Linked DNA regions of Homo sapiens: region 1 is linked to region 2. The links are chromatin contacts, found by Hi-C or POLR2A ChIA-PET in ENCODE. All regions are on one chromosome and are shown on one strand. The core of a region is the stretch at or near the end of the contact, and the rest is flanking DNA. Distances in the headings are between cores, read along the strand shown. Region 1 has its middle 84 kb from the start of ADRB2. Region 2 has its middle 36 kb from the start of ADRB2.

Region 1 (4,747 bases), core at 1,589-4,088, 47 kb after region 2:
ATAACACTTTAAAAATGGCAAATATGGCAGAAATTGCTTCCTGTCCCCCAATATCTACTCTTTCATTCTTCCCCTGTAATATGGCTGCCAAATTTCAAGTTGAAACACGGCTACATTTCCCAGGATTCCCTGTAGCTAGGCTCAGCCATGTGACTAAGTTCTGCCCAATGGGATGTTGTAAGCAGAAGTAGAAAAGTCAGGTTCTGGATTGTGTCCTTAAGGGAGGGGGCGTATCCTTTATTCCCCTCCATCTTCTCCCTGCTATCTGGATTATGGATCTGATGGTTGGGTTTCCACTCAGGATGGTGACATGAGGGGACACACCTGAGGATGATAGAGAATTGGAAGAAACCTGGATCCTGGATGCCTGTGGAGGCTCCATACCAGCCGTGAACTGTCTACATGAAGAGTTTCACATGGCAGAGAGGTAGACTTCTCTCTGTTTAAGCCACTGTTCTTCTAGGTCTTTGTTAAACGCATCTAAAGCTGGATGCTAACTAATATAGTCACTTCTTACAAGTTGTAGCAATAAATAAAATAAGCCTATTATAATGTAAATGAATTAGAAGGTATGTATTAAAAAGATAGCCTTGAACCCATTTTACATATACATTTTTAAGGTAAAATTTTCACAAATATCTGTACTTTCAAATATTTTCACATTCACTTACAACACAACTGACAAAAAATCATAGCATCATTTGTGTCATGACACTAAGGTAGACAATGCTGTGTATAACACAAATTGGTAACTCCATGAAGCTGAGGACAGCTGCCTCTCCAGAGCAGCTGGAACTGGGCTCCAATTAGAAATCACGTGATTCCTTAGCCGGGCACAGTGGCTCATACCTGTAACGCCAGCACTTTGGGAGGCATAGGCAGGAGGATCACTTGAGATCAGGAGCTCAAGACAGACCTGGGCAACATAGCGAGACCTCTACAAAAACTTTTAAAATTAGCCAGGCATAGTGGTGTGCTACTATAATCCTAGCTATTCCGGAGGCTGATCCCTTGAGCCCAGGAGGTCAAGGCTGCAGTAAGCTATGATCGTGTCACTGCACTCCAGCCTGGGCGACAGAGCGAGACCCTGTCTCTAAAAATAAATGAATAAGTAAATCATGCGATTCTCATCAAAAGCGACGTAGCCTGTGGACTAACTTTGGCATCTTACAAAGTTAAACATAATCTCCACCACATGACCCAGCAATTCTACTACTAGGTATTTGCCCAAAGGAAATGAAAACATTTGTCCAAACAAAGAGTTGTACATGAATGTTCAGAGAACTTTATTCAAGTAGCCAAAAACTGGAAACAACCCAGATGTCTATCAGCAAGAGAATGCATAAACAAATTGTCATATGGTACACGCAATGGAATGCTTCTCAGCAATTAAAAGGATTGAACTACTAATACATATAGCATTGTAGATGAATCTCAAAAATTTTATGGATGTCAGAGTACATCCTGGATGATCCCATTTATAGATCCTAGAAACAGCCAAACCCATCTGTAGAAACAGAAAGCAGGTCAGTGGTTGCCTGTGGCTGCAGGAGGAGTGGGACTGACTGCAGAGGGGCACAAGGGAACTTTCTAGAATGATAGAATTGTTCTATATCTTAATTGGGGTGGTGATCTAACAAATGTATACCTTGGTCAAAACTCTTCACTGTACGGTGAAAATAAGTGCATTTTCTTGTATGTAATTTACATTTTAATAAAGTTGACTTTTAAAGTTATTTTGAAAAATTACCAAACTAAACCAAGAAAAAAATGCTTTAAAGAAAGAAGGTAAATAGTGATTTTAAATATGAGTCCTAATTTAATGTCAAAAGTGGATATTCTGAATTGCAGCAGTATTTTTAAAGCAAACTGTTTCTCACATGAACACTCTGGATAGCTGTGCTCCAGGAAGAGAGGCAGTAGGGACTGATTTCCTGAAAAAACAGCTCCAGGAGCTGCCAGTGGATAGCAGGGAGGTGAGGCAGGAGTGCATGGAGGAGCCAGACTTGATTGGGTATGACACACCCTAGGGCAGGGCTCAAATGATCTGTGAAGGGCCAGGTGTCTTTTGTTTCTGTTGCTTGTTTGTTTATTTGTTTTGTAAAACTAAAAAAAAAAAAAAAAAAAATCCCATCTGCTAGAGGTCACAGAAATGAAAGTTCAACTTATTCTCCATGTATGTGCTAATGTCATCGCAGATCATAGCAACGTGCACAGATTGGCGCTGGTGCACAGAGCCACTTTCAGCAACACTGCCCTGGGGGTTCCTGGAACTACTTGGGGTGCACTCTGGAAGAGACCAAGGTCCCATGTAAGCAAACAGAGGCAGAAGTCAGAGACAAGTGGGTCATGATTATGAATATGCGGTCCTGTTTGTCCACAGTGCGTGGTGAGGGCTGAGGAAATGTGCTTACAAATATTTCAGAACAGGTACAGGAGGCTGACAAAACGCTGTTTTGGAAAGACTCATCTGGCAGCACACACCAAGGCTGGTGGGGCACAAACAGACTTGAATCCTGGAGACTGATGAGGAGGTTGATGCAACCAACCAGGTGGGAGATGGGTGACCGGGATTTGAACCATAGTAGAAGCTGTGGAAAGGAGGAAATGGAAGGCAGAAGATGAGGAAAGGAAGGGTCAACAATGACTGGTGACTTGTCAGGGGCCTGGGGGATGGAGACCAAGTCAGAGCTGGCCTGTGACACAGGAAGGAGCAGGTATTCTGAGGAATGAGGGGGAAAATGGGGAGAAAAACTTGAGTCTATGGCCTCCATCTGCTCTGGGAAATAGGAAGTGGGTTCTTGGGCGTGCCAGTGCTCCCTGACCTGGTGGTTCCTGAGGGCTGACTCTGCCTGCCTTGGCCTCCTGCCCAGCAATCCCTGACCCACTGCCGCCCACAGCACCACCCACAGTGGAAGACAAAGGGAGACAAACAGAGGGGTGCCTTTGTGCATGCCATTTCCCCGTGCCTGGCATGCGAGCTTCCTCCCACCCATTCTCTAACTATGACTCCTCCTCACCCAGGCCCAGCCTTGATATCACTGCAGAAGGAGCCAGGCCCCGCTGTATGTGGCCATGACACTCAAATGTATTACAGCACACATGTCCCATCACGAAGCAGCTGCTTATATGTCCATCTGCCCTCCCACAATGCAGGTTCACCATAGGGGTTGGATCCAGCTTGCATTTCACCAACCTTTAGCACAGTGCCTGATGCAAGTCACTGTGCTCAGGAAGCAACATAAACAAGTGAGGATGGAGCACATTGAAGGACAGACAAACACAGGCAGAAAGGTCATGTGAAATGGGCTCAGCTGGTGTGGAGGTGAATGGGAGCCAGAGGTCACACGGACTCTGCTTTTCTCCACCCTGTGATACACGTATGTTAACTATTATTTGAAACTGAACTTCTGTCATTCCAGACAGTTTAGCAGCTGCTCTCTGAATAAAAACACAATTGGAAGAGACCAAGATCCCATGTAAGCAAACAGAGGCAGAAGCCAAAGACAAGTGGGTCATGATTATGAATATGTGGTCCTGTTTGTCCACAGTGGGTGAGAGGGCTGAGGAAATGTGCTTAGAAAGATTTCAGAACAGGTACAGGAGGCTGACAAAACACTGTTTTGGAAAGACTCATCTGGCAGCACACCAAGGATGGTGGGGCACAAACAGACTTGAATCCCAGAGACGTGAAGCCCATCCGCAAAGACACTATTGTCTGGATTTGGACAGCATCACTCAGAGCAGTCTCACCCTAAAAAACCTTAGGAAACTGGACTGAGGCTGGAACTGACCAGTGAAGGGGAAGTCACCACCTTTAATCTGAGAGCAAGCAGTAAAAGAGAAGCTGGAAAATCCTTCAGTTCCACTGGCGCTGAAGTGATTGACATGACTTCACATCACTGACTGAAGAGGTGGAATAGAAACAGGTGGAATTGTCATAGACCTGGAGATAGAAGCCCAGTTTCAATGTGGGGTTGCCCACCCCGGGGACGGGGAGTGGACAGCACTCCAAGAATGGTCTGGGGTTTATGGCCTGGTTCATTCTGATGGGTTTGTGCCCTTACCGTAGAGGATGTTCATGTTTTGAGTATCACCCCTACCCACCACCATTTAGCAGGAGTTATCACAATGATTTCCTAATCCAGAGAAAAGGCTTCTGCAATACAGAGAGAAAAGGGATTGAGATCCCAGAGGGAAGTTACTAGAACAACCAGAAAGGGAAGCTTTCTATTGGAAGCAAGGATTTCTGGACACAAAACTTTCAGTACTGAAATCAAGGAAAGTCTTGCATAAACTGGCCTAGTTGGAAGGGACCTTAGAGATCATTGCCCAACCCCCTTTTTCATAAATACAGCCCCAGAGAGGGCTCACATTCACACAGAGCCTGTGGCAAGGCTACACCTGGAGCCCAGGTCTCCACCTCCACCTGCAGGGCCCTTTCCCCTGGTGGTGCTTTCTTTCAGTGCCACCTTCTTCATTTCCATAATTACAACTAATTTCTTGGTACTACCCAAAGCAGGGAGTTTTCTAACATCGAATTGTTAGATAGGAGGGATGGCAATGTCTCCCACAGTCCTGTTTCCAGGTGAGGAGGGTCCTAACGGAGCCATAGCTCATCCCACAAGTCCCTGCTGCCCTGCTCAAGGCAGGCTGCACCTCCCAACTCCTTGACTTGCTCTCTGGCAGCCTCCACAGTCTCTTTGAGTAAAAGAAGGCTCTCACCGAAGCCTGAACCAGAGAGTTT
Region 2 (4,995 bases), core at 2,433-4,932:
CACTTTCCTAAAGAGTTTATGATATGATATGCGGAACAGGAATTGCTCAGTATTGAAAAGCTTAGGCAGGAAGAAGGTGTGGGCAAAAACGTGTATCATGCTTCATGATCACACTGTATAGGACACCAGGGACACCCAGCTTCCCTGAAGTTTTACTTTCCCAAAAAGTTGTGCGTAAATGAGATGCTGGCTTTCCCTTTCTGGTAAGTCAGCCTCCAGTGGGTGAGTCAGGTTGGCTCGTGGCTGGGAGTCTGTGTCATGGCTTTGCCTTTGTGCAGGTTGTCAGTTGATTGTATGTATATGGACTTTAGGATATACAGATGATATATACATATCATCGCTTACTGTCTGGCTTACCATCGACTGTTTATACCAGATAATTCTTTGCCATGGGCCTGCCTTGTGCATTCTAAGATGTTGGATAGCCTCCCAGGCCTCTACTCACTAAATGCCAGTAGCACCTCTCTTCCCCCAGTTATCACAACTGAAAATCTTTTAAGACATTGCAAAATATCCCTTGGGGGAGAAAGCACCTGTATTAGTCTGTTTTCACACTGCTATAAAGAAATACCTGAGACTGGGTAATTTTCAAACAAGAGAGGTTTAATTGATTCACATTTCTGCCTGGCTGGGGAAGCCTCAGGAAATTTATAATAATGGTGGAAGGCAAAGGGGAAGCAAGGCACTTTCTTCACAAGGTGGCAGGAGAGAGAGAGAGTGAAGGGGGAAGCACCAGGCACTTATCAAACAACCATATCTTGTGAGAACTCACGCACTATCAGAAAAACATTATAGGGGAAACTGCCCCCATGATCCAATCACCTCCCACCAGGTCCCTCCCTTGACATGAGGGTATTACAATTTGGATTACAATTCGAGATGAGATTTGGGTGAGGATACAGTCAAACCATATCTGGACCTCTGGCTGATTTGGTCTCATCTTCCTCTGAGTCCTTTGGTGAGGAGGGAAATGCTAATTGGTGAAGAGAGCAAATATCCAAAACTCCAGCTAGAATATTTATTCTAAGGATGCTCTGTCTGGGATTTCAAAATATTTTTATGGTTTCCATGTATTGCATCCCTGCATGCCTGCTGTGCATCCAATAGTAGCTAAGTGTTTTAACTCAGTTGTTCCACACAAGAATCCTGCAGGACAGCTATCATTGTTTCCACATGTATTCATTGGGGTTCTCCAGAGAAACAAAACCAATAGGACATGCGTGTGTGTGTGCACACGTGTGTGTGTTTTAAAGGAGATTTATTTTAAAGAATCAGCTTATGTGATTATGGAAGCTGACAAGTCCCAAGATCAGCAGTTTGCAAGCTGGAGACCCAGAAAAACTGATAATGTAGTACAAGTCCAAACATTGGCAGACTTGAGACCTGGGAAGAGCCAATGTTTTAGTTTAAGTCTGTCAGTAAAAAGAAACCAATGTGCCAGCTCAAAGGCAGACAAGCATGGGAATTTTCTATTATAGGGAGGAAGGTCAGCCTTTTTTTCCTATTCAGGTCTTCAATGGATTGGACGGGAACCATCCACATTAGGGAGGGCAATCTGCTTTACTTAGTCTCCCAAATCAAATGTTAATCTCATCCAGAAATATCAGCACACACAACCTTAGAATAATGTCTGACCAAATGTCTGGGCACCCAATAGCTCAGTCAAGTTGACACATAAAATTAACCATCACTTGGCCGGGCGCTGTGGCTCACACCTGTTATCCCAGCACTTTGGGTGGGTGGATCACCTGAGGTTCCTTAGGAATGTAAAGAGGTGAGCACTTAGAATCTAGAAAAAATTTTAGGAGAAGTGGTTTCCCAATGTATCCTGAATGTCCCACTCTGTACTCTACTTTCTCCATCAATCAAAGCCTTCTCTGTAAATTCTTTTATTGTAAAGACCGATTTTTAATCTTACTTTTTGTGTGTTCACCATTGCAGCTCCCACCATCACCACCTAATAATAATTATAATGATAGCCGCTTCCATGTATTAAGCGTTACTCTTTGTCAGAGACTATTCAAACAACATCTTACCTAATCTTACATCAGCCTATTGAGACACGTAGTTTTACTTTTAAATAACTTTTCAAGAATTATATAAGTAAGAGGAGTTCAAGACCAGCCTGGCCAACGTGGCGAAACCCCATCTCTAATAAGAGTATAAAAATTAGCTGGCCATGGTGGCAGGTGCCTGTAATCACAGCTACTCAGGAGGCTGAGGCAGGAGAATAGCTTCAACTTGGGAGCCAGAGGTTGCAGTGAGCCGAGATCGTGCCACTGCACTCCAGCCTGGGTGACAAGAGCAAGACTCCATCTCAAAAACAACAACAACAAAAATGAATCATCACTCTATGGTTAAGCTGGGTGTCAGTGCATCTTATGGAAAGAGCCACAAAGCTAGAAAGCAGCAGATGGAAATGTCAAGACCAGGTTTGTGCTCTTAACCTCTATATGAGCTTCTCAACCCAGCAGATTTGTGCTGGATGTGTGCCGTACTCTCTCGAGTGCATGGGGGAAATAATAGAGCTTGAGAGCCACTGCTCTGTGCACTGCCGTTCATTGGTTGACTGTCTCAGAATCACTGATTATCAGGGTGAGAAGAGAACATCAGGATAATCTAACCCAGTGAAACGCTGATCTGATAATCACACAAATAAATGAGTAGTGTGCCTATAGTGAGTACTCTGATGGAATGGTGCATATGATTGGGAAATAGACCTGACCTGGGTCAGGAGAGGCTTGCTGAATGATTGAATGGGTAGGGGTTACATGGGTAGAGAAAGTAGGAAGGCATTTGAGGCAGAGAGAACCCTAGGGTAACAGGGAGAGGGCAACTTGACCCAGCTGGCTCTGCAGAGTGGGTTCTTCAGATTGCTGCAAACACACCTCAGACAGGCATACTGGATGTGGGGTCTTGGAAGTCCTATAGAATTGGGGTTGAGAGTGAGGAAGGGTGACTGTAACAAAATCACAGAAACCCATCCAATCCCACCTCTCATTTTAAAGGAGAGGAAACAGACCCAGAGAAGTTACTTATCCCAGAACATACAACAAAGGTAGTGTGAAAACTTATCCCAGAACATACAACAAAGGTAGTGTGAAAACTTAGATCTCTTGCCTCTGTCTCAATTATGTTCCCAGGTACCATGGGACCTCGCCACATTGCCTGGAATCGCCTGACCCTCCCTTTACCCCACAAGGAGTCCCCAGCTTTTGGAGCTTCAGAGTTCTTGTCCAAGTCTCACACAATCCCCTGAAGAGTGGTGAAAATACTCTCCAAAGTCGCTGAACCCTGAGCACAGGACCACATCCCAGGAACTGCCACATAAGAAAGGGGGAATCCATGCATGGACTCAAAGTACTGAATCAGCAGCTGGAAATACTAAAGTAATTCATGACCCATAGAAGCACAAGTCAAAAATGGTAGTCTGCAGGCCGGATCTAACCCACAGATGTGTTTTGTTTGGCCACACAATCTATCGAAATTTATTGCCACCATTAAAAACTTAGATTTCATATTTTTAAAAAAGTTCTAGCCTGCATTCCTACCTGACAACAATTCCCTGGAGCTGCTGCCTTCCCCTCCTCACATTCCTTAGGTGCCCACCTGCTTACTCTGTTCCCAACCCCAACTCCTGAAGTAGCAGGTGGCGTCTGCAGCCCAGGGCTTTGAAGACATGCAGCACAGTGTGCCTGCCCTGCCCTGCCTCATGACAGCTTTTCAACAAGCTGCTAATAGTGACCTTGGGATGGCCCCTCGAGTCTGCAGGCCAGCTAACCCCAGTCCCGTCAGCTGCTGCTCCCTTGATAGGGCTGTGGTCTCCTCCTGTCCTGTCACCCTCTTTCTAGACTGTGTCCCTCTGAAAGGGATGCATTCAGATCCAAGCAATGTGCTCCCCCAGTGGGCTGACTTAGGTGGAAAAGTTAAAGAAGTCATTTTATATTTATACACCATTCAATTTCAACTTGGCAGTCAGAGCAGCACACACAATGTCAACGCAAATCGAAAGAGGCCTCATAACATACAAAGTTGATTCTCTCTTATGATTCTAGCTAAGTAGAATAAACTCCCAGGGGAAAACATCAAATCATTTCCTGAGACTATATACAAGCAAATCTCTAACAATGTAGGAGGAATGACAAGCATCTTGAAAAAAATTTTTCTGTTTATAAGTATAAACAGAGACAGGACTCTAAGGAAAATACTTGTAAAAGTCCTTGTTAAATGACAGCAATCTAACTGGGTGTATGAAGTTACTGCTGGTTCTCTCTGCTACCAGAATGAACTCAGATGAACTGTTTTAATTGTTTTGCCCTTTGAGGTTAAAATTGCACAGGTAGAAAGCAAAAAAACTAATGGCATTATAGAAAGAAATGCTGGCCTGGGGATCTGGTGCCCTGGAGGCTTTCCTTCAATCTGCCTCTGACTATTAGGAGCTCATAGGTGGGTCACCTGAAACTCTGGGCCTCAGTTTTCTCATTGTGCAATGAGATTGTTGAATCATATTAGAGATTCCACAAATGAGAGCAGTGCATCCAAGACATAAGCCATTTCTGCATAACCTTTTCTAGAGATCCCCTGACCCATTAATCATGTAATTAATGGTCCTCATTAAAATGACTTCAGTTCTAGCATAATGTTTTAGTTCCGTCCAGGTGGAAACATTTACAAGCCCACAGGTATGATGTGTTAACTATTATTTAAGTACATATTAAAATACTCAGGAATTAAAATTAAAAATAGCATTTGTCCATGTACCACCTAATGAATACGCAATAAATGTTGAATGGATGAATGACAACTACTGCTGAGGTCAGTCACGTGTGCCATACACAGACATGAAAAAGATAATCAAAGATGCTTTGTGGTAGAGATGTTTTTTGAATGAGGCCTTGGGGTCAGATAAAATTTCAACAGCACAGGAGACTATACTGTTACAGAGTTAAACACACAGGGGCTCTGGAGTCCAGCATCTGATTGGGTTTGAAATTC

The links. A loop is a pair of places that touch in the nucleus more often than their neighbours do. ChIA-PET counts read pairs that join two places held with the same protein, here RNA polymerase II (POLR2A). Pooled maps may share reads with other maps.
Region 1: a map of PC-3 shows a loop between it and region 2 (3-fold over the local background). The contact joins two enhancer-like sites. A Hi-C loop is called at or near these places in 4 of 168 maps with a recorded cell type or tissue (PC-3, astrocyte of the cerebellum, endothelial cell of hepatic sinusoid and 1 more), 1 of 37 single-sample maps with no recorded cell type and 1 of 50 pooled maps. POLR2A ChIA-PET finds 5 or more read pairs at or near these places in 3 of 52 experiments (T-cell, activated T-cell and naive thymus-derived CD4-positive, alpha-beta T cell).

What each region holds. Positions count from the first base shown.
Region 1 is chr5:148,907,958-148,912,704 of GRCh38, forward strand. No RefSeq gene overlaps it. Among named protein-coding and RNA genes, the nearest start is that of ADRB2, 84 kb to the left of the region's middle. RefSeq lists an enhancer at 2,181-3,380. Within about 2 kb of position 2,839, at least 10 of the 41 ENCODE cell types and tissues checked have a DNase peak (open chromatin) inside an H3K27ac peak, as active enhancers do.
Region 2 is chr5:148,860,554-148,865,548 of GRCh38, forward strand. No RefSeq gene overlaps it. Among named protein-coding and RNA genes, the nearest start is that of ADRB2, 36 kb to the left of the region's middle. Within about 2 kb of position 3,683, at least 3 of the 41 ENCODE cell types and tissues checked have a DNase peak (open chromatin) inside an H3K27ac peak, as active enhancers do.